2 separate regions of the Mus musculus genome follow, and region 2 is linked to region 1. Evidence: chromatin loops called from intact Hi-C (ENCODE). Cell type or tissue: left cerebral cortex. All regions are shown on one strand. Each heading gives the region's core, and the rest is flanking DNA. Links, peaks and the distances in the headings are about the cores only.

Region 1 (11,806 bases), core at 2,245-10,244:
TGGCCTTCACAACTTAGTAGTGAGATCACCACCTGGCAGTGGTCCTACACCAGAGCCTAGCTTCTTCAGTTTCCACCTGGAATGAAGACCAGGGGTTCTTGTAGGCCTTTGGCATCAGGTTGGGTTACAGAGGCATCCAGCCCTGTGGACTGAGGTGCTACGAGGTTCACAACTTCCCTCAAATTCATCCAGCTACTGAGTAGCCAGATAGCACTGTATAGCCAATCTGATAGTCCCATTAATAGATATTCATTCTATTGGTTCTTTCTCTCTAGAAACCCTGATTAATGCAGGTGAATAAATGATAGCCCTTTATAAATGGGTCCAGGGAAGCACAGTGAGGTAGGAGGGTCAACAGGAGGAGGTTACCAGTACAGCCAGAACTAGAATCCAACATTTCTAACTTTTGGATGATTTTGCCAATGGGCTACCATAGGACTATATTTCTTAGGCAAAGCTGTACTTTCTACAGTGAGGTTCTCCGCAGTCATCGATGGATGCAGAGATTCCTGTCTAAGCCCCCATCTTTCAGATGAGCGGTTAGAGGTCAGAGAGGCCCCCCGTCCATCCACACGGTTCTCTAGAGGGCAGAACACCATGCCCCTGTCACCATCTATGTCTCTCCCTCTTCCTGCAATGCTTTCGGCTCTTGACTCTCCAGCTCTCCACAGGAACCACCGACAGGACAGTTGCTATAATGCAAGACTTCCTCACAGACCATTTCAAGAAAAGGACAGATCAGAGCAAAACCTGAAAGGACATTACCAGCCGAGCAAGCTTACGGTTCCAGCACCGCAGGCTGCTGCTTTTCTATTTAGGTCTTCTTGACTAGACAGGTAAGGTAACTCCAGGAGGACCCACTGCCACAACCTGCCCTGTAGGCGCTGTCCCTGCATTATGCAGCAGGCGACGTAGATAATTTCAGCTAGGGGCCCCATTCCCATTCATCCTTCATTTTCGACTTGCTCCACTCCAGTACTGCAGAGTCGAAATGACTCACAGTTCCCTTCTCTACTGCAGAAAAGGGATATTTATCCCACAAGTCTGTCAAAACGTGACATTAAGGTGTTTGATCATTCATGGATTTCTGGGATGCCCACTCACACCAGGAGACATGGCAGTGATGACAGCCATGGCTACAGAACTGTGCAACAGGAAGCCACTGTAATGACACATGCTTAGGAGCTCCATGGCAACCAGATTAGAACTTGCTGTGTCTGAAAGATTTGTCCATGGTCTTAATTTCTCTTTGTGGCACAGGCCATCAGACAAATTTGACACTTGACAGCCTGTCTTATTTTTTGAGTTACTTTTTAGCTAGGGTTTTATGATTAATATGAAGGATACAGAAATTACGAGGTTTTTTTTTTTTTTTTACTCATGATCTGTGTTTCTCTCTCAGTAGATTTGTTCTTGGGAAGCAGGTGACAAGCTCAGACATCTCCGGTCTTCCTGCATCTGGTGGGGGCCATGCCATCAGATCCACGTGGTGGAGCAGATATTTGTGCATGTTAGTTCAAGGCTAGGGAGGAAACAAACTAGGTATCTTGTTCTTTTCTGTCACCATCTCGGAGGTCAAGCATTGATGAAGGTAGGACCATGAGATGACAGAGTTTCAGCCCCTGAGCATCAGAGGCATCAGAACCAGGACTATGAGTAAAACATAAACCTTTGTGGGCTGGAGAGATGGCCCAGCAGGTTGAGATGTTTCTGTACAGACCCAACAATCCAAATTGGATACCTGGGTCCCCCCAAGGCAGCTGGAGAGGGCAACCAATAGTTAGTTGTTCCTTGATCTTCAGACACATTGTGGCACACATGTACACACATGCCTGCATGCACATGTGCATACACATGTACACTGTAAACAAGTAAAATTGAACTTTTACTTTAAATAAAAGAAAGGAATTGTTCTTATTTTAGGTTGTGATGGTCTTGGTGTTGTTACAGTCAATGGTCTACTGACAAACAAAAAGGAAAAAAAAAAACAAAACAAAAGCCAAACAACAATAAAACAAATATCTACTGGTTGGTTGTATGAAGCATTTCTTTTTCTTAATTTGGTCTTCCTACATCACTCTCTCTGGCCTAGAACTTGCTGTGTAGACCAGAGTAGCCTTGAACTCATCACAGACTCTCCTACCTCTGCCTTCCCAACACTTGGATTAAAGTGTGTCAGCATGCCTAGCATGTAATTCTTTTTAAGAGGCCCTATCCTCTTGCTGAGGATCCATAGTAAGTTCTTATAAATGCCGTTGAAATTTGCTTTGGGAAAAAATAACTTTGAAAACTATCTTCTCAGAGATTAAGAATTGATCGGTTACAAGGACTTACAAGGACACACCCAGGATTTAATACATAGCCAGTAAAGTCACTTAAGTGTTTGCTGAATGAATGCACGCATATCTGATTCAGAGTCATAGAAACTGCTGGCTGTGCACCAATTTCTATCCTGGAAAATCACTAGCACACTTTCTAACTCAGTAGGGTTGCATAGTCCTCATAGTAAACAAGCAAACCAAAGCCCAGAGCTTCTTGCCCCAGGAAGGGGCTCCATGATGTTAAACCAATGATTCCAAGCCAAAGAAACCTGCTTTTCAAGATGAGAGAGAAAAAGGAAGAAAACCGAGACGCCAAGTGTGTCAGGGTTGAGAAGACGGCTACAACCCTTGCCAGCAGAGTTCAGGATGATGCTGTACTTCATTCCACTTGCATTGAGGACAACATGCAGAAGAGGGAAAGGCCCAAAGCATATTGTAGTCTGAGCATGCCCAAAATGCTACTGATGAACTACTGCTAACTGTTTGCACAAGTGGACTGGCTAACTCCATAATGTGTTAGAAGCCTGCCATGCAACAGTCTTATATACACATGAGCCTGAGGCTTCTATTTCTAGATTACTGTATTGACACTCCGAGAAGGCATATTTTTCTTTGAGACTTAATAGCTACTGTATTTTTCATAAACTAAAGTTTATTTTTCTTACTAGTTTTCTGCTGCATGCATGTTAATCACCCATATAACTGTATTCTTCTTCTTCCGTTTAAATGGTTCTTTATCCCTTAAAAGAAAACGTATTTAGAACAAAAGAGAATTTAAGAAAACGGTGCCTCTGATAGCTGAGTACATAGTCTGAAATGTCATCAGTTGCAGGAAAAGAATGCTCAGGGCTATCTTGCATGGCAACAGAGTAGCCATGGCAACAGAGTAGCCATGGCAACAGTGTAGTCATGGCAACGAAAAACTCAGTAGTGGATCTCATTAGTATAGGAGCTTTTGCTGAACTTGAAAACACATCTCTAAGGTGTGGCTTCTTACTCCAGAGTATTCCTGATATAAATACTTATGGACATTGCTGAGTTTCAGACCCTGGCACATGTGACAAATGGTGCAGTAAGCCGAGAAAGCCTCAAGGGCCAAGCAAGGGGCTTCTGCAAGACGTGTGCAATCCTTCAAATGTCAAAGCACTGGTACTTTCAGGCTACTATTCTGTGGGTCTCTGAGGACTCTTAGTCTAGTATGGTACATTTATTGAACAGCAAATCAAAATAGTGATGTAAAACTGTCCATATTATAATGAACTCTAACTAAAAGAGGATGGCTCAAACACATCTCTATCTGCTCCTGCATTTATAACAACCCTGGACTCAGTGATGTTTTATGATTTCATATTTTATTTTTCTGTGTTTCTTTACTCTGGGACTCAGCTTATTTAATACCTTTGCTTGGCTTTTGAGAGAGGTTATGGCTCTGGCCTGAAACTCATGCTCTTCCTGACTCAGCACCCTCAGCACTGGGATGACAAGTGTGTGCCAGCAAACCCAGCTCTGTGAAATATTTATTATTACTTCCTTTCTCTTCACTGAACTTCATTAACCCACTGGAGGAACAAATTTTAAAAAATAGAAAAGAGATTTAAAAAAGAAAAAAGGGAAGGGAAGAAGAGAAGGAATCACCAGTGCTTTCCAAGTACTGTGCACTGAAGGACCAGTGAGCTGGGTGCCACAGACAGGGAAGCAGGGAACTGAGCACACGGGAGAGCTAAGACCACTGTGGTGCTTTGAATGTTTTCCTTTGTTGGATCCTGCTGTTTGAGGTCATGGTCTTCTATGACTGGATAACTCCTTTGAGCTTGGGGCAAGATGGAGGACTCTCTTTTCTTAGAGGTTTTTTTTTTTTTTTTTTTTTTTTCTTCTCTCTGCCTGATCTGGAGAGCCTGATCCCCATACCCTTGACCTGAGGAATGTCACGTAGCCTTGATGACATTATAGGTTCAGCTTTCCTTCTCCAGATAAGAATCTGTCCAGTTGACCTTGTTGGACATCAGTGGGAGGGGAGGTCTTTGGACCTGAGGGTGTTCAATGCCCCATTGTAGGGGAATGCCAGGGTGGGAAGACAGGAGGAGTAGGTGGGTGGGAGGGGGGAGCACTCTCATAGAGGCAGGTGGAGGGGGATGGGATAAGGGGTTTCTGAAGGAGAGACCTGGAAAGAGGAAAACTTTTGAAATGTAGAAAAAGTAAATATCCAATTAAAAAGAAAAAAAAAAAAAAGAATCTATCCAGCAAGCACCTGAAATTCCTGGAATGCCTCTCCATGAAAATGAGGTATCCCTTGTATCCTAAACTCCAGCCAATGGTATAAACCCACCATAGAAACCTCTCCCCCCTTCCCAAAAACTATATATCCCTTGATTCAACCTTAATAAAGTTGTCATGCCTCTCTGCAGCCGATCCCAGGAGTCTGTTATTTCTGTTGTACTCATGAGCCAACCATCTCCATTCACTCTGCTTCCTTTGACCTTGTGGGCCTGTGGACAACAGCCCTCTGAAGAGGAGGGAGGTACACATTCCTTTGTAAGAGTTGCTTTGGTCATGGTGTCTCTTCGCAGCAATAAAACCCTAACTAAGACAACCATGCAGAAGGAAAGTAACCTGGCTGCAGACAGTGCTAGTAGCGACATCATACCCACGATATCCATAAAGAGTCTAGAACACTCAACGTTCATCTGTGCCAGCCACACCAGCTCTGTTGTGGAGTCTGAGCTTCGGCAATACACAAAGAGTCAAGCCAAGTCAGCTTTCCTCTCATTCCTCTAGGCCAGTGAGCATTCTGTGGTGGGAAGGTCTTTAGTACAGAGGGCTTATGGGTGAACCAGGCTCCTTGGGGAAGAAGACATCTTTAGAGACTCGGCATTCCGGAGCCCTTGAGCTGAGCTTACAGTGGGTGTGAAGGTCTGTAGAAGATTACCCTGCTAATAAGAAAATGAGGAGGAAATCCGAGCTGGGGGAAGAAAGGGGCACTCCACACTCTGAATGTCAGCTGGTTGCTCCTGGGTACTAGCCATGTCTCAAGAGTAAACTGGATGAGGTGGAGAGCCAGAAACGCCATGAAACTTCTCCCATCATCCAGGAGCCCCCTCAGTACCTCACAAGGACAGGATTTCATTCAGCAGCAGGGCCAGGCACAACCTCTGCTGAGGGCTGGATGGAGGCGAATTTAATCCAAGAAATAATTACGCGGATGTTACACTGGGAGCCAGATTTCTTTTCCCATCCTTTTTCACAGTGTCTATAATAATCTAGGATTTCTAAAAATATAGACATAAGGATGGCAAAACTAGAGTTTGTGAACTAAAAAATAATAACCATTAAAAAAAAAAAAACCAAAGAGTTAAACATTCGTCGGCTTACAGAAGAAATGGCCTGATGCCTTTAGGTTGTAATGATTCTTTCCCAAATATTGCCTCACCAATGTCTAACTTCAAAGTCAATGTTTCTATCCTGCTGTCTGGTGGGAGTAGGGACAGCATGACCAACCACAAGGCTGCTAAAACAAGCTGAGGCAGATTGCAGGAGGAAGGCTGGAGGAGTTCACTGGCTGGAGCTGCCAAAGGTAGCTTTCCTCATGGGTTGTGCAATCTTCCTATTGCAAGGGCTGTGATGTGATATATCACATATGGGCGGGTGTGGGGTTATGGGAAGAAACTGGGCTTGGAGATGGAGAACATGGGTCTAAGTTCCTCCTAGTTCTGCTTGGGCCTGCCACAGGGTCTCAGATACCACGGCTCAAACTCTGTATCTAGCTCAGGATGACTCTGACTTCTTGACTCCTTTGGGTCTAGCTCCTCAGTATTGGAATTACTGGTGTGTGTCACCATGTCTGGCTTGCATTTCCGTAATAGTAACATGGTGCTAAAGTGACATCTATCACCAGAGATAGCCAGCACCAGGGTTGCCATGTGTCAGTGTATATTGGATGGGAAACAGCTTGCTAAGTATAAAAGGTCATTTATAATGTTGGTTTGGGGGGCATAATACTTGCCATTTTCCAAGACTGGAATCAATTAAAAAATACATTGAAGAATCAGAAACTGGATCCATATGTTGCCTTTTTTTTGTTTTAAGTGATCTGAGAACAGGCCTGATGTCTTTTCACCATATCTTACAATGAGGCATCTTTTCCTTTCATATTCGTACTTGTCCTCTTGATGGCAGGCTTCTGGAGAGTGGAAAGTGTATCATGCATTTATGATCCTAGAGTTTCCCACAAAGCAGGCATTCTGTCTGAGGAGGGGCAACATTAAACAATGTTTGTACTCTTGTTCTTTTGTGAAGCCTCTCTCTCCACTAGCTTGGGAGCTCTCAGGTCAGGGCTTATGTCTCCATGCATTCAGCGCTGGAAAATTGAACCCAGGGCCTCTATCATATGACAGGCCAGTATTCTGTTACTGAGTTATACCTGGCCTCATGTATTTTCATTCCAAGTATCATATCTAACACAGAATAAGTTCTTTATTAAAGTGTGTTGAAGCTGGATATGGTATAATGTCAGCATTCAGGAGCTAGAATGTGGTGGTTTGAAATAAAATGGCCTCCATAGGTTCTTAGGGAGTGGCACTATTAGGAGGAGTGGCCTTGTTGGAGTAGGTGTGACTTTTGTTGGAGGAAGTGTGTCACTGGGGGTAAAGGTGAACTTGAGGTTTCAGAAGCTCAAGTCCAGACTCAGTGGCTCACCTTCTCTTCCTGTGCCTGCAGATCAAGATGTAGAGCTCTCAGCTTCTCTCCACGACCATGTCTGTCTGCATGCCACCATGCTTCCTTCTGGTCATGATGATAATGGACTAAACCTCTGAAACTATAAGCCTGTCCCAATTACATGTTTGTCTTTATAAGAATTGTCATGGTCACAGTCTCTTCACAGCAGTAGAACCCTAACAAAGACACAGAAGCAGAACCTTAGGAGTCCAAGGTTAGTCTCATCTGAGTGTGAGTTCAGACTAATTTGTATAAGACACTGCCTTCTACCTCCTCCCCAAAGAAGCCAGGTAGTGGTACATGCCTATAATCCTAGCTCCTAGGAAGCTGAGACAGGAGGAATAACTTGAGTTTAATATCAGCTAGGGCTGCACAGAACTGTCTTTAAAAAACATCGTGCTAGGAAATAAGGAAAGAAGGAAGGAAACCTGGTGGTCTGCCCACCCAGGAGTCACAGAGAAGGTTTTCTTCTAAGGATTCCATTCTTGACATTTCATTCCAATGGGAACGAGCTCTCTCCCTGTGAGCTCTCTATGAAGGTTCAACTCTTGGTAAGTTCTGCCACATCAGGCTTCAGCTTCTGTCTATGGCAGGCACCCTGGATATCTGGTCATATGGTCCTGGACCTTGCAATTAGAGTTAGTCGCTAATGCCTTTAGCTGAGGAGAACTGTCATTTGGTAATTAACTTAGAGCCGTGACAAAAGCCTGTGACATCGATGAATCAGAACATAACACTGACCCTTGTTTTTCTCACAAGGGACACACATATCATGAAACAATATTTTTTTTGGAGTTGTTAGTGGAATGAGCTTGGAACAGGAAAGCCAGGGGAGGCTGACATGAAGAGGTTTTGCTTGAAGGGGGCGGGGCCTACCAAGCCCTATCCTTAAGAATATATGTCTTCAGGACAGGATCTTGCAGGGACTTGAGAAATCTATCTTCCTGTACGGAGAAGTCCCCTGTGCCTCCAAGGTGTGGGTGTGAGGCCTCTGGAACAGGCCTGTGCCCTCTGTGGGTCCTTCTTTTTTTCTAGGCCTTGGGGATGCTTCCAGAGGACTGTTTTGTGTTTGGCCCTGGATGATTGTAACCAATGGATCTTGTGAAGACCTTGGCTTTGCCCTTTCAAGAACAAACCAGAATGAAACAACATAGCACACAGGGTCTAAAAATGATCTCTCCTCTCTCTTCATGTGTCAGACAAGTTGATAGGCTGTAGACACAGGGCCAGCAGTTCTGCCTATGTGGTCTTCTGTCCTCATAGGGGTTCATAAGGGGTCTTCACAACCAATAGTCTGAAGCAACTGACACAGACCCAAAATGTTGCTGGCATAAGAGAGGTACAAGCTTTTAAAATCTCCCTGAATTTTAATTCATCTAAAAATTGGAACTGATAACTAATTTGGTTATAGGAAATTACAGCTAAAATCCTACTTTTCCAACTAGTAGTTTTGCATCATATATGGGCGTGTGCATATGAACATGTATATGGGTGTGTTTTGTGTGTGCATGCAAGTGTGTGGGAGTATGTGTGTGTGTGTACTTGTGAGTGGGCTCATGGAGGCCAGGGGTTAATGCTGAGCATCTTCTATCACTCTCTACCTTGTTTTTGGAGGCAGGGTTTTCTCACTGAACTTGGAGCTCACTGATTATCTAGATTGGCCAGGTAGTAAGCCCAGAGGATCTTCCTGTCTTTACATTGCCAACTCTGGGATTATAATATGGGTCGCCATGCCTGGCTTTTATTCCCTATGGATGCTGGGAGAGTTTCATGTCCTTGAGCTTGAGTGGCAAAGCATTTTACTATCTGAGCTATCTCCTCAGCAGCGCCCCCTGGCAACTACCACTTTTATGACATCTAAATGCCAAATACTTCTGACAAAGATTTAGTATTTAAATTGATGTATGCTGTAAATGTAAACTGTCCATGAAATTCCAAAGGACTGCTATTTGCGTATGTGTGTGTGTGTGTGTGTGTGTGTGTGTGTGTGCATGAGTGTAGCAATATTACTAGCCATTTTTTAGTACTGATCCCATACAGAAATAATATTTTGGATACTCTGGTGTAGAGAATGGATGAAGTCCAGGGTGAATGTGCATTGTTGGCTGTAAACACGACATTGTTGAGGAGCCCAACATCTCAACCTTGTAGGTGTGGCAAAGCCTTTCCCAGGGGAAGCTCAGAGGGACTACGATGGCTTACTGTGGTTCTAGAGCTGACAGTATGTGCACAAAATGTCCACAATACCTTTCTCACTTTTTCCTCCTAGATGTTTAAGGCCCGAAGACTCCTCCCCTATAAAGAGTGTCTCTACCAAGATTAGCTAAACCTTCTTCAGCCGTATATAATAACCCCATCCTCTTAGTTATCTGTATGCAACCCAGCTCCCTTCAGCTGTAAACAATAACTCTACTTCCCATTCACCTACATGTAACAAACACACTGAGCTTCCTGGGTGCTATGGCTTCTCCATCAGACCCGATCCCTTTTTGTGTGTCTGTCCATATGTCCACCTACTCTTCTTTTCCTTGTTGCTGTAGTTCTGGGACCCACATGGGGACATAGCACATCATAGTAAACAGAATGTGCTATCTGAATTGGCTCTACTCATTTCTTTTCATTTATTTATGTTTTCAAATTTAGCTACTGGAAAAAAATTTAAATGAGCCATGTGGCTCATGTTGAATGTCTGTGAATACATGTGATATGATCATGACTGTGGGTCTCTCTGACCATCCAATAGCCTGCTCACTGCTCCTCTGTCTAGTTCATCTCACTACTAATGCCACTGTCCCAGGAGAGGGGTAGAGGGGACACTCAAGTACCAGGCATTCTTGTAGGCTGAAAATAGCATGTGCTAACTTTTAGCTGACAGTCCAGAGGGACATGTGAGTGATAAGCAGATGCAGTCAAGAGAGGCATCAGATAACTGCGTGTCATAGAGAACTTGAGGGAAATGTGACAGAGAGACTAGATGGTAGCATGGTGGATTGTGGGGCTAGAGTCTCAACAGCGGGGGACAGAAATGCCAGGCTGGATGAATGACTGGCTCCAAAAGCGCCACGCAGAGCACAGGATAAAGTGCTAGTTAAAGGAAAGAAAGCCAGTATGACTGAGCACCAGCCAGGTGTGGGACGACAGAACTCCCAGCATGCACTTTGCCACCGAGGCACTTAAACTTCCTCCCTCACATCAGTCAGGCTGGGGACATAGCCACTCTTATCAGGATGGACACGGTATCTTTAATTGCTAAATGGAGTAGCCTTTACTAGAGGGTCTTCCTTTCGGCTGTGAGCGCATATGAGTTCCATCTAAGCTACAGAATAAAGCTCCTTCCAGAAGATGAAAGAAAAGGGCCCCACGCTGGCCACTAATGTCTGTTGAGATTTAACAACATCATCTCCTAACACTCTCCTTTCTTCTGTCCTTTGCTTTTGCAGAAGCAAATGACCTGACAGCCATCCGACTCAGTGTCACGGAGCTTCGCAGCTATCTTCTCCTCATTGAATACATAAGCATGTGTGCCCATCACTCCTTCCTCATGAGAACATCTGTATGGCTATTTATTTCCTTCTTCCTTTATAGGTAACCATGACTTGCCTTAGAAATCTATAAACGACTTTCTAGTTTTCATAGCTCATGATTTAAAATTTTATCACATTTATTGTGTGTGTGTGCGTGTGCGTGTGTGTGTGCACGTGTGTGCGTGTGTGTGTGTGTGTGTGCGCGTGTGTGTGTGTGTGCGTGTGTGTGTGTGTGCCTGTGTGCGTGTGCGTGTGCGTGTGTGTGTGCCTGTGTGCGTGTGCGTGTGCGTGTGTGTGTGTGCGTGTGTGTGCGTGTGTAAGCCTGTTATACACACGGAGGTTAGAGGACTTCTGAGAGTGTGTTCTCTCCTACCATACATGTCCCAGGAACAGAACTCAGGTCGTCAAGCTTGGCAGCAAACACCTTTACCATCTCACTGGCTCTAGAACCTTATAAAGTTTCGGTTGACTGGGGAGAAATTTGGATTCTAAGATTGGTGATGATTCCAAATACCTGCCTGCCACATGCAAGGCCTTTGGTTCAACCCCCAGCCCTACAAATAATAATAAAGAAAATCATGACTAATAGATAAGTGTATAGCTCCGAGGAAGACACTTGCCTGGCGTGTGCAAGTTCCTGTGTTCAATCCCCAACACCACCAACCAAAAAGAGTCTCGTCTCCTAGATGAGATGCATCCTAGAGATCCTAGAGAAACGTTGGTCTCACAGGGAAGGAGTACAAGAATAAAATACATCGTCTCATTCATCACTACTACAATTTAATAAAGCAGGGGTGTTATACCCAGGGGTGATTTCAATGACATCTCTGGCCAATGGGTGCACGGCAGACTGCTTAATCATTAACCCTTCACCAGCCATCTCTGCTGGAACCTTCAGCTTGAGTACATGCCGATGAGATCAGGTCTAAGCAAGTATAGCCCTAGCTGTCCTGAAACCTGCTTTGTAGACCAGGCCGGCTTCAAACTCAGAGATCTGCCCGCCTCTGTCCACCAAGCGCTGGGATTAAAGGAGTGTGCCACCACCGCCTGGCTGACATTCGAACTCTTATTAAATGTATTCTCAGAGAGATGAGAGAAGGGCAAGAGGCGATGCTGATGGTGAGGAGAATGGCCCAGGGCTTATGGCACCATCCTGAGCTTCCAACAATCCTGGTGTAACTGTGCCTTACTCAGTTGATGACAGATGTACCAGGAATATAGACTCCAGCTCTGCCCCCGTAGAGGAGG
Region 2 (11,806 bases), core at 2,325-10,324, 49 kb before region 1:
ATAACCTTCACACCCACTTTATCTCTTCTCTGTCTTTTCACCAGGGCTGAAAGGACCAGTGTGTCTCAGGTCACCACCCCAGGGCTCAACGCCCTTCTTGGGCAGTTTAAGGACATTAACTGGCACAAAAGAACACTGCTTCTGAGTCACTTTTTAAGTCTAAAATACAACTTGTTTCTTAATTTTCCTTGTGTCAGGTACCAGAGTGCCACCATTGATCACAGCTCTAAGAGGGTGTTTGTGAAGTCAGGAAGTAGTATTCCACGCCTTTAATTCCAGCACTCAGGAGGCAAAGACAGGAGGATTTCTGTGAGTTCAAGGCCAGCCTGGTCTATAGAATGAGTTCACGAGGGAAACCTCACAGTCCAACTAATTCACCAGGTGGATGGTGGTCAGAACTGTCCCCTGTCACCCACTCTCAGGTCCTGTCTGCACTTTTCCCCTTCCCATGCCAAAGCCCCACCCTTCAACCAAGCTCTTTCCTGGCTTCCACGCAGGCCCAGCTCCTATCTGTTTGTTCTTACGTGTGTCAGTCCTACAGGTGCTAAGGACTTGGACTGTTATGCTGCTCACAGCTGAGTCCCCAGCTTCCACCTCAGTGTGTGTCCCCTGCCCCTGCCAGCAGGCATCTAGTTCACACTGGCTGCGGCACTGAATTATATTAACTAGCCCTTTCAACCACATCCACTGATCCCTCTCGTCAAGATGACACTAAAGGTTACAAGCTGTTGCTATTAGTTACTACTCTTCAGGGTTTTGCCCTGCTTGTTTCAAAAACTGGTCTAATGTTGAGCTCCTGTGTTGAATTCATGGGTTTTTTTTTAATCTATTGCTCTATAAGATATCCATGCAATGTATACATTTGAAAGCACAAGAAGAAAATCTCATTTCTTTTATAAAACTCATATTATTCACACATGTGCCAAGATCTTCAGGACTTGGCCAAAAAAAGTCTCCCTTCCTTTGTGCGACTGTTTATTGATTCTTTAATAATGACCACCCTGAGAGGCCTGAATAAAGGGGAGGGAAGAGTATGGGTTTTTAATATCTATCACATCATTAGTCATGGCCATGCATTTGTCCCTGACTACTTGATCCAGATGGGTAATAGCCATGCTGTAGAGTTTGCTAGCCCAGGATCTTTGAATCTTTTTCCAGTCACTCACACCAGCATAGCTGGAATAAATCCCCATTCTATTGGAGGTCTATAAACCCTCCTTCCCTGGCCAAGCTGGCTTTTCCAGGGTCATTTCTGTCCTGATTAATGCTAAGATGCCAATCTCCATCCCTTCTTCCTACACGAAGTGTGTTTTCCCACCCACACTGTGAGCCTCTTGTTGGTTGTCTTCTGACTCAGAATCCAGCTTTTCCAGCCTTTATTTTTGACAGTTATCCTGGGCAGCCTGCTGGCTTATGTTTTAGCATTTCCCCCAGATTTGGTTCTTTCTGGGGTCTTGCATACTAAACATCTAGAACCAAGTATGTCTACCCCAGCAGGCCTGATTCTCCATCCCCTAGGGACCTTGCCAGCTGGGTCCTGTAAGGACAGGAGGAAGATGCTGACTCAAGCTTATCTTCTAGCTCTTCCAGAGGTGTGGCTACATCTCCATCCATGAGGACATGAGAAGGACTCTCTTTCCTACCTCCATCCCTTATCCTGTGATGGCAAGGTCCTCTGTTTTTAAGTGTCAGGCCTCTTTAGTTAAGAACTGGGCATCGTGATGTCACTTAGAGCGCAGCCTTCTCACTGGGACGAAAGTCAACCTAGGGCCCCAGCTCCCCCAGGGACGATCTAAAGGTAAAGGCTCTTCAGTGTGTACCTTTATAACTGGCACTCATTTTTTTAAACGGATACTTTGAAAGTGCAGTCTCTTTAACTTCTGTCATGATTAAGCTCTGGTGAATAGGGATAAACTATGGAAAGAGGAGCCAGCTGAGAGCCCCCTTCACCTCCTTGTGTATGTATGTGTGTGTGTGTGTGTGTGTTTCCTGTTTTCCTTGCTTCGTGTGACTAATGGAACGCCCAGTGACACAGTACCCCAGATGGAGAGCAGATGATGATTAGAGGCTGTACTTGTCTTTGTGTTCGCCTCACCCTCCCCTTTTGTTATAGGAGAAGCTTGATGGGGGTTCTCTGGATTTTCATAGTGGGGTGGGGGCTGCTTTGGGGACATGTGCTGACCAGAGCTGCAGAGTATGTGTGTGCACAGATGAGAGATACCACTGTGCATACTGTTTCATTGCATATCAACATGTATTGTAAAAAAAAAAAATCATTTTTTTTTTCAAACCAATGTTCATTTCTTCAAGATTTTAAGCTATGAGATTGGTCTCACTGCTGCTTCTTTGGGTCTTTATTTCAGAGACAGCCCCCTCCCCCTTTGGCTGCAGCTTCAGCAGTGCTTGAGTTTGGTGCAACCAACCCATGGATGAGGCTTCTTGGGGGAAGCTGTGACCCTGGAAGAGGCAGGGAGGGAGAAGGCTGCGGTGACTCATGCTTCCAACTGGACTGGCTCATCAAGTCTGTTTTTGGCAGTTACCAGTGAACCAAGCACCGGTGGGCCTTCCAAGTGAAGAGACCCACGTGCTTTTGTTTGTTTGTCTTCCGTGGACAGAGTTTGGTCTCAGTCTCACTTTGGATGTTCAAGTTGAGGTCCCAGGGGGATTTATTTCTATACCTCCAAACCATTCCTCATGATGAAAAGATGGGAATGAGACACGATCTTCCCCAGGAACATAAAGAAAGACTCTAAGGCTTTGAGTGGTTCTTCTGTGATGCAGATCCCCCATCAACTACTATGTCAGCAAAGATAACTCACTGAACTGCTGGCTTCATCTTCATCCATCAAAACAGGAGATTGGTCTACGCCTCCACTTTCTTAAGCGGGATACAGAGTAAGGAAAGCTCTGAACTCTCAGAAGGCACTTCCCATGTGCCGGGCGTTGTTAAAAGCACTTGGCCAGTACTATATTGCCATTTGGTTCCCTCAATGTATGGACAAGTTTCCCGTATGACAGTGGGGAAACTGAGGCACAGCAAGGGTAAACAACTTCAAGATTATACAGCAAGAATACCATGGTGCCAAGTATCTCCACAGGCAGGAAGTAAGGCGATCGAAGAGCTTATTCCCATAGTTATTACAGTAACATCTTTGTGTCTCTATCCCAAAAGCCACAAGCTTTGGTGTTATGCTGAGACATTTCTAAGCACCAGGATATACAAACACTAAATTGAGTATGTGTCCTTGCTCTGAAGATATGTGAACGGCCTATCCACCTGTGCAGCACCCACACGAGCGTCATGCTTGATGCTATAAGCAGCTCCCTATGAGCCACCAACCTCTGAGACCAGGTGAAGAAGCGGTATAGTGTGTGTGGTGCAGCTGTCTGGCTCCCTTGGTGACAGTGGAGACAAACGGCAACGTTCAGAGAGGCAAAGCAACAGAGAATGAGGGATGCTGATGGAGAGAGGCTGTATGCCCACCGTTTCCCAAAGTACACATGTACTTAGAAGAGCATCAGACTAAAACGGAGGGGCGTCTCGAGTTTTCATGCTATCACCGAGATCATCCCAATAACCATGCCGTGCTTATGAAGGCCGGTTACCATCCCATCCTGCCTGGTTGTGCCTCCAATCAGCGTTAATTTAAACCACAAAGCTGTCATTCTCTATTAACTGGGTGGGAGCCGGGACACATCTTGGATCTGTCAGCCTCATTTTCTCAGTGATTAAACACATTCTATTTTTTCCAAGTATTACCCTTTCCAATAAAGTCTTAGCCATTTCTTTTGAGCAGCTCGTTTATCTTGGTAGAATGACATAGGGGGGAAAAAAAAACCTAAACCTTAAGCATTCCTTAAGGAGTACAGCCCCATCCATTTATGCATGGACAGGGATGACAGGAATCAAGTCAGGGAAGCTTTCAACTACAGATATTAATAGAACGGCGGCGAGGAGTTAATCTTCTATTAGATTACTGTGGATAGGGAAACTGCCATCCAATTGCTAGCTGCTTTCTCTAATGCTAATCATCCGTGCAGTAGGGAAAAGGCTTAAATACACATTAGAAAGGTCTGCAGCCTTTAATGCCATTATAAACGCTGCCTTCACAGGGGGTAGCTATTACTTGTCGTGCTGGGAGCAGAGGCACAGCTTCACAGGGTCACAGAGAAAAATCTAAATATGTCTCTCCACAAAGAAAGCTGAGTGTTTACTCGCTCCAAGGGGAAAGCGCTAGTTATACCAGGGGGAAATGAGATGATCTTAGTTGGGTGCTGAAGAGGACGATCCACGAAGAACGGACGGATGTCATGTGTCCGGGGAGGACACACCATCTCCCATGGGGCATCCCATTCAGAAAGTCCAATACAGACAGAATCAGGAGGAAATGGCGGACAAAGACAAAGCAAAGAACACTTTGCTATAATTATTTCTAAAATCTGAATGTTGAATGAGATTTCCTAAATGTATTCTGAAAATAAGATTTTAGAATTGTCAATGTTACAAAAAGCAAAGAGGGGCTAAAAAGTGTTGTGGGTTAAGAATTTGGGTCAACTAAGAGAATTATGTGACCTTGGGCTGGAACCTGCTCAGGAGGGGAACGGGCCATAAGGTGTATTCTCCTTGATAAAATCAGAATAGGGAAAACAGATTAGACGAAAGCACCCTGACCAAGTTAGGTCTAGTGGCATTGCGAAGTCACTGTGTTTACCTGACAGAATGCCTGCTTGTTAAATGGAGATTCAAGTATCTGAAGGCAAAAGGCATGAGATGTGGAATTCATTCTCAAATGGTTTAGAAATAATTGAATGTTAACACACCACAAATATCAGTGTGGGCAGGGTAAATACTGTGTGTTTCTGCCTACATGAGGTGTTTACAATACCAAGACTCATCGGCCTGGAGAGATGAGTGTTTTCCAGGGGTTTGGGGGAGGGGTGTTGCTCTGTGTCTCTGTATACCTGTAGTGGGAAGTTTGGATGGTATGTAATGTACACTTTAATGAAGTTGTTTATGAAGTCAGTATGGACAGGTTTAGGAGGAAGACTCAATGGATGTCTCCAGGTTACTGTATGACAGCGGCTGAATATTAGCCAGCTGTGGCTTTGAAATAAAACATCTGCAGCCTGTTTGTGGCATATGTGGAGAGGGTCATTGTATTAATTGTTTCTATAAACTCAGCATTTTTCTGGCTCCTTTCTTCCCACTGTCATTATAGACAGCCACTTTGGCAAACAAAACTTGGTTGAATGTTCCCATTTCTCAGATTTGGGCTCAAAAGTTGTTAGGGTGGTGAGACCATGTTCATGTGGCTAGAAAGAGCCAAATCTCATACTGTGAGACCTTCTGGAAGTGAGAGCGTCCACAAGGCTTTGTTTGGTTGTGTAACATGAAGTTGGCAAAAAAGCCCAGTGTCATTTACTGTTACAAAATTACAAACTCCACAGACAGAAAACAATGTTCCAATTTTCTGCTTAGGTCAGAAGGAAATTGTGGCCACGCTAGGTATCGCTTAGCCATTCTTTTTCCTTCTAACATATAAAAGCACAACAGGACAATAAGTTAAAATAGAATTGATTTCCTATTACATATGATAGCAGAGAGGTTTCCAAGATGAAATGCCACATGATTTCAAGGGATCTTCGTCCATCTGCACTGGGTCAGTCACTGAACAGTAATCATTTTAAGGGTAGGTGCGTATTTTATAGCTAAGACAGGCTTTCACACTAAGATTGTGTTGAGAATGAGCAGTGGGTGAATATCTGTCTCCTTGGGTTTCTCAGTTTTAGGACATGTAGGTGCTACTTTCAGAGGACATGGATTTGACACACGGCCCAGTTTTGCTTATTTCCTACCCAGCATGAAATGTTTAAGAAAGCACCCGAAAAGCATTGTTTATGGAAGTCTTCTCTCAGATTTTCTGTCCATGGGATGTGTCACTGTTATGAAACACTCCCTCACAGAGGTCCAAAACCTGCCCACTTGCCTCTTCTGAACAGATGGCTGTTCCCTGTGGGAACCCTGACTGGCAATGCTGATGTATGACAGAGGGTGTCACACGAAAATAAAGCAGAAGGGGGGCTATTTGGGAAGGGCTTGGAAGGGGAAGGGGACAAGAGATGGTCATGGGTAATAAGGGGGTAACTATAATAAAAACACATTACATACATGAATGAAAATGCTATGATAAAACCACTATATAGATATATCTAATATAGCCTAATAAAAAACCTTTAAAACTGTGGTTATTATTATAATCTATGAAATGTGATTTGGACATGACAATTCAAAATTATACATGAGCACATATAGTGACTATCCTAGCACTCTTGGCTACCACTACTGGCCTTGAAGAATATCTATATAAACTCAGAAGTTAGTGTTGTGTAAAGATCCCCCCCCCCCCGGTACAGTTTTATTCTGAAATACTCTTAGTTCTGACTATATTCCCTGAATCATTTCAGCAAAACTCACCAAGAGACAGCTGCAAACTAGGCAGGGGAGGTGAGGTCTATGGCAGACTGGGGAGGTCCACCAAGGACGGACATGGTGGGTGTCTGAGATCTGCTACATCTCACACTTGAAAGCCATCATGGTGATTATATGGCACACACTGGATACCCAAAGATACTGGAGATGGGAGCTGCATTAAGATTGGAGTGCAATACTAAAATAAACATAGAGCATAAAATTTAGGGTTCTAACTAGTGGTTTTGGAAATGTATCTCCGGGCTGGAGAGATGGCTCAGTGGTTAAGAGCACTGATTGCTCTTCCAGAGGTCCTGAGTTCAATTCCCAGCAACTACATGGTGGCTCACAACCATCTGTAATGGGATCTGATGCCCTCTTCTGGTGTGTCTGTAGACAGCTACAGTGTACTCATATATATATATAATAAAATAAATAAATAAGATCTTTTAAAAAAAATGGAAATGTATCTCCAGGCTTCCAAGGACACGAAGATGCAGTACACAGTATTTGCGCAGACCTACTCTCACGGTCCCAACAACATGTATGTCGCTTTGGGTTTTAGCGGCATAAGCATAGTTAAGCATAGAAATGTCTGAAACCACACATTAGAGCCTCAGAGCCTCAGATGGTGAAGGGGGCAAGTTCTCCATCCCAGGCAAGATCCAGGCCGCTTTGGATTGTCTATCTCCTTTCTCAGCATCTCCCAGCTGAGATTACAGAGACTGGCGATGCAGAGGCAGAGCCGAGCCAGGTTCTCTATCTCAGGGATGGCTGGACTCGCAAGACAGGCTACTTTCTGAGTCAGCCTTCCTGCTCCATTCGAATAAAGACACCAAAGGGTCACATGGAAGAACGGACAAGGCAGATCCCGCCAGACACGCGTTCCTGCCAGGCTCTGAACGTCAGGCTTGCCTCGTCACAGACAGTGAAACTGATGAAGTTGGCTGTGTGGGCTTGCTAAGACTATGAAGTGAATGCTCAATTGTCTCCTTTCATAATCGCTTTCAAACCATCATGCTCCTCTCTGAATAAGCATTGTTAAGAATCCCCTGAAGTAATCATTAACACGCGAGCCAGCCAGCGCTTGTAAACCATCTTACAAATACAAAGGAAGGTTCTGTAAATGTTTATTCTCATTAACGAGACTAATTAGCCGATGGCTCCGTGCAATATTCCCACACAAAGGTTTCTGGGTGATGCTCACTGTGCATGACAGGAAATGGCATGGAACAGTGTGGTGCGATGCTCCGCAACCCGGGACGCCTGGGAGGTGAGCCGAGGAAAATGCGTCTCTACTTTCCCAATCAGAGGCAACAGAAAGGACCAGTTGGAGGCCTGCACTGTGTGGAGTCATTTTTTTTTTTTCTCAAGTCTCTGCTTTGTGGACTGCATGCTGCTATGATACAAAGCACTTCCGTGTTCTTTAGGTCCTGAGAATAAATCTTAATAGATGACTAGTGCTCTCCGAGGTGAGGCACCTCGCTTGGGGTCAGCACGGATTACATAGGCTTGCTTGTCATGTGCCTTACATCAAAGGGACAAGAAGAGGGACAATCCTCTAATGCTGCTCTTTAAGACTCCCACATACTTAGTGAAAAACAGCTCCCGAACCTCAGATGTCTCCAACATGACACTGTTGCCTGAGTGCACTGTAGTCTGCATTAATTATGTCAGATCTTCTTTCTCTACTCCTGTGCTCGAATCTAGGGCTCCTGAACTTGGGTGAGCTTCCTAGTCAGCAAATGTGACTATGAAGACGGATTTAACACCTGAACTAACCGATCCTTAGGTTATACTCTATACCCAGCCCCTTTTCCAGCCTGTGTGGACACTATTCCTTAATCCCTGCAATTACCCCAAAGCCAGGTACCAGTAGCCCAGACCATCATTGCTTAGCATCCACTGACGTTTTCATAATACCAGTCTCCCTGATTTATAAAGCTTCTCCAATTCCTCTCTATGAAAGCCTCCATAAAAACTCTGACACGTACTTTCTCGTGATCAACCCTGGTGCATCCCAAGTGGCCCATGGCACCTCCTGCTTCTAGAGCTCTGCATGATTTCATGCCTTCATGACAGGCACTTCCTTATTTGCATGTCTTGTGTACCACACAAAATTAAAACATGGCCGGCATGTTTTTCAAACTGCGTCAGTAGACAGGACTAACGGTGTGATGATGACTCTGTGGACACAGCCCCAATTTCTCTCTTTGTCTGCACACTCTACTTTGCCAAGCCTGGCTACATGTTAATAGGCAATCCCACCAGCCATGCTGCAAGTAGGACTGAGATTTTTAATCTGTTTTATTAACTTAGGTATTTGTTATGTATTATTAAAGTGGATACAGACTCAGGAATGGCTAGTTCAGGTACGAAGGGTATGCACACAAGCAAATTTACTATTTAGGAACCAGCTTAACCCTGGGAAGGGCAAACCCTACCTGCTTCTCAAAATCATGCATACTTTTTAGTACAAATGTGGGCTGGGAGGGTAACATGTATGAAGGCCAAAGGACAGCCTTGGATGTAGTCCTTGAAAACACCATCCACGTCTTTTGAAACAGAGTCTCTCTTTGGCCTGGAGCTTGCTAAGCAGGATAGACCAGTTGGCCAATGACATTCAGAGATCCTTCTGTCTCCACCTCTCCAGCGATGAGCATCAGGTGCCTGCCCTTCCTCCTCGCATTTTATGTGAACCTTGGAGCTCAGACTCAGGCCCTCTTGCTTGCAATGTGTGTGCTTGATAGACTGAGCTATCTGACCAGTCCCATTAGAACACTGTTGAGGATTTCACTGGCTCTATAAAGCATCCAGTGAGCTACTGAACAAGTGCAGACCAGGGAGGTGGGTTGCTCCTGACTGAGTCCTTAATAAACCCCATCACGGCCTCTGCCTCACTGCGTTGGAGGCGATAGTATTTTTGGCTCTTCTCACTGTGACATCGCACCTTCTCTCTGTTGGTTTGCAGAGTCATTGCTGCCGTGTGGCAGGACGACTTTTAATAAAACCTGCTAATGGAATATGATAATTACATATGTAATTAGGGAAGATGGAGAACAGATGTATAGTGAGGATGGCCGTGGACAGGGACACCTTCAGAAGAAGCACGGATTGGGCTTAAGTGGTATGTTGGCCTGGCTCTCCTGAATGAGAGCTGTCTTCGGTTTTATACACTGTGCTCTCATCCTGGGTAAGGAGGAGGAGTGGACCTAGGTGAGGTGTGAGAAAAAGCAGAGAAAGGCTCTGTGAGCCACTTAAGGCCTCAGGGTTTGGCACGATGCCATCCAAAAACCCAAACCAACAACAATGAGAACAACAACAACAACAACAACAACAACAAAGACAGCAACAACTACTAAAAACCAACTCCTTAAGCAGCACTTGGCTAACACCATGAACCAAGAGAGTAGGGGCATCATGTTCATAAGCTTCTGAACTGGGATGGTTCACACTGCCAGCCTGACAGGATGCAGGATCAGCTAGGAGACGGGTCTCTGAGGATACCTGTGAGGGGTTATCTAGATTAGGTTAACCCAGGTGGGAAGAGCACCTCGACCGAGAACAGCCTGCTTCTTGACTGGATGCAGTGTGCCAGCTGCCTCAAGCTCTTGCCATCTTGACTTCACAGGACAGACTGTATCCTGAACCCCCAAGCTGAAATAAACCCTCCCCTCTGTTAGCTGGCTGGATATTTTATCACAGCAACAGGAAACCTCAGGACAAACTGTCCCAGAAGGAGACTCATGACTCAAGACAATTCCCTTAGGCCCTGCCACTACTGACAGCCAAAGGCTATCTATCCAAAGGCTCTCTGGAGAGTAGGTCCTAACCTCGAACTCCCCAGCCCATAGACTGACAACACTCAGGCTGAAGGAGAGAGGCTAAGAAGTCATTCTCTTTTCATGTCTCCCTGAAATAACTTTTAAAAGATATATTTTTTGTTGTTGTTTAGAGTGGTTTTATGGCTGCCAGGTGAGCTGGGGTGGGGGGTGGGGTGGGATATGGGGTGCTAACTGAGCTCTGGGAGGCACTGTCATTAGCCTCAAATCTCCACTATACCGAGAGCTTTATCAGTTACCCTTATTACTTCCTGGGCACAGTGGCTAGGGACCAAACCCTTACATCCTCATGAGGAATATCCTTCTTATCCAGTGGGGATTCACAAGGACTATCAGTCACCCCCTTCTGTCAGTTCAAAATAGGGAGTAGGGCAGGCAGATCTCTGGTAACTTGTAAACATGGGAATGTGAGTGTTGTCACATGGGTAAGATCTCCTTTGTGATTATACAGAAAGCTTCATTAGCAGTTTGAATAACATAAAGCAAAAGGCTACTTGAGTGACATTGCCAGGGAAAGGTGTCCTTGCTGTAAAATATGTAACTTCTGTGAAGAAAGGGAAGGATCACAGCCAGCACGAACCTCTGTCCCTACCTCAAGCCTGCTGTCCTCTCCTCCTCTGCTCCTAAGTCTCGGCAGTCTCGCCAGGAGGCTGGGTCCTCCCTAGGCAGAAGCCCCCTGGACCCAGTGGTCTGTGCTCTATGTTCTCCCTCCTCGCTCATCCATCTCATCCACCTTCTTTATAGAATTCTTCATCATGATAAAGAACACACAGAGGGGCTGGAGAGATGGCTCAGTAGCGAAGAACACTGGCTACTCTTCCTGAGGGCCCGGGTTTGGTTCCCTGTACTCACATGGTGGCTCACAACCATTTCAGAGGATACCCTGGCCTCCATAGGCTTTATATGCACACGGTGCACAGACATACATGCAGGTAAATCACCCATATTACATCCCACACACCCACACAGATAATCCATAGAAGTGACCGACCAGTAGTCCTCACGAGCTTCCTGATGGTAGGACTGGTTTTGAGTTTCCCAGGGGATATTGACAAAGTCCCTGGAACTTACGAAGGAATACTGCAGCGGGGACTGGGACTTTGGATTTTTCATACAGTGAACCTAACTTACACATGGGAATCACACATCAGCTGGATTATTTTTGCCTTGGAGATGGCTATTTTGGTTGTCGACTACATCTGGAATCAACTAAAAATCCAAGCAGCTGGGTACACCCGTGAGTGATTTTTAGTTAACTGGATCCTTTAAAGAAGCAGGAAGACCCACCCTAAATCTGTCCCACACACTCTGGTGGCCACCTGTAGAAAAGAGATGGAAGAAAGAAACTTCCACTCTCTGCCTGCTCATCTTCACTCTCATTGGCAGGTCCATCCCTGTGCTGGCATTAGAGCCTACTTCTTTGGGATTCCAGCGTATACCGAAGACCAGCTGGGACATCCAGCCTTGTGAACGACTACTGGATTCTTGGGTGTTC

Evidence for each region. A loop is a pair of places that touch in the nucleus more often than their neighbours do. Peaks named below come from ENCODE experiments on the same cell type or tissue, not always from the same donor. Only the 100,000 strongest peaks of a DNase experiment are listed, where the experiment ranks them.
Region 2: it touches region 1 in a loop (4-fold over the local background); 3 of 42 quality-filtered maps call a loop at or near these places.

Annotation. Positions count from the first base shown.
Region 1 is chr9:103,592,171-103,603,976 of GRCm38, forward strand. The region is part of intron 3 of Tmem108 (transmembrane protein 108); the gene reads right to left. Gm32682 (a long non-coding RNA gene) reads left to right here. Exons shown (of 2, transcript XR_379792.2): 2 at 10,475-10,677. Among named protein-coding and RNA genes, the nearest start is that of Gm32682, 25 kb to the left of the region's middle. In left cerebral cortex, for the core only: CTCF peaks have their summits at 6,494 and 8,856; DNase peaks (open chromatin) are centred at 2,494, 3,220, 4,863, 5,513 and 3 more places; H3K27ac peaks cover 3,068 bases.
Region 2 is chr9:103,543,445-103,555,250 of GRCm38, forward strand. All of the region lies in intron 3 of Tmem108 (transmembrane protein 108), which reads right to left. It overlaps Gm32743 (a long non-coding RNA gene), which reads left to right. Exons shown (of 2, transcript XR_379793.3): 2 at 2,364-3,793. Among named protein-coding and RNA genes, the nearest start is that of 4932413F04Rik, 7.7 kb to the right of the region's middle. In left cerebral cortex, for the core only: a CTCF peak has its summit at 6,851 (motif pointing left); DNase peaks (open chromatin) are centred at 2,535, 5,407, 5,930, 6,521 and 3 more places; H3K27ac peaks cover 2,900 bases.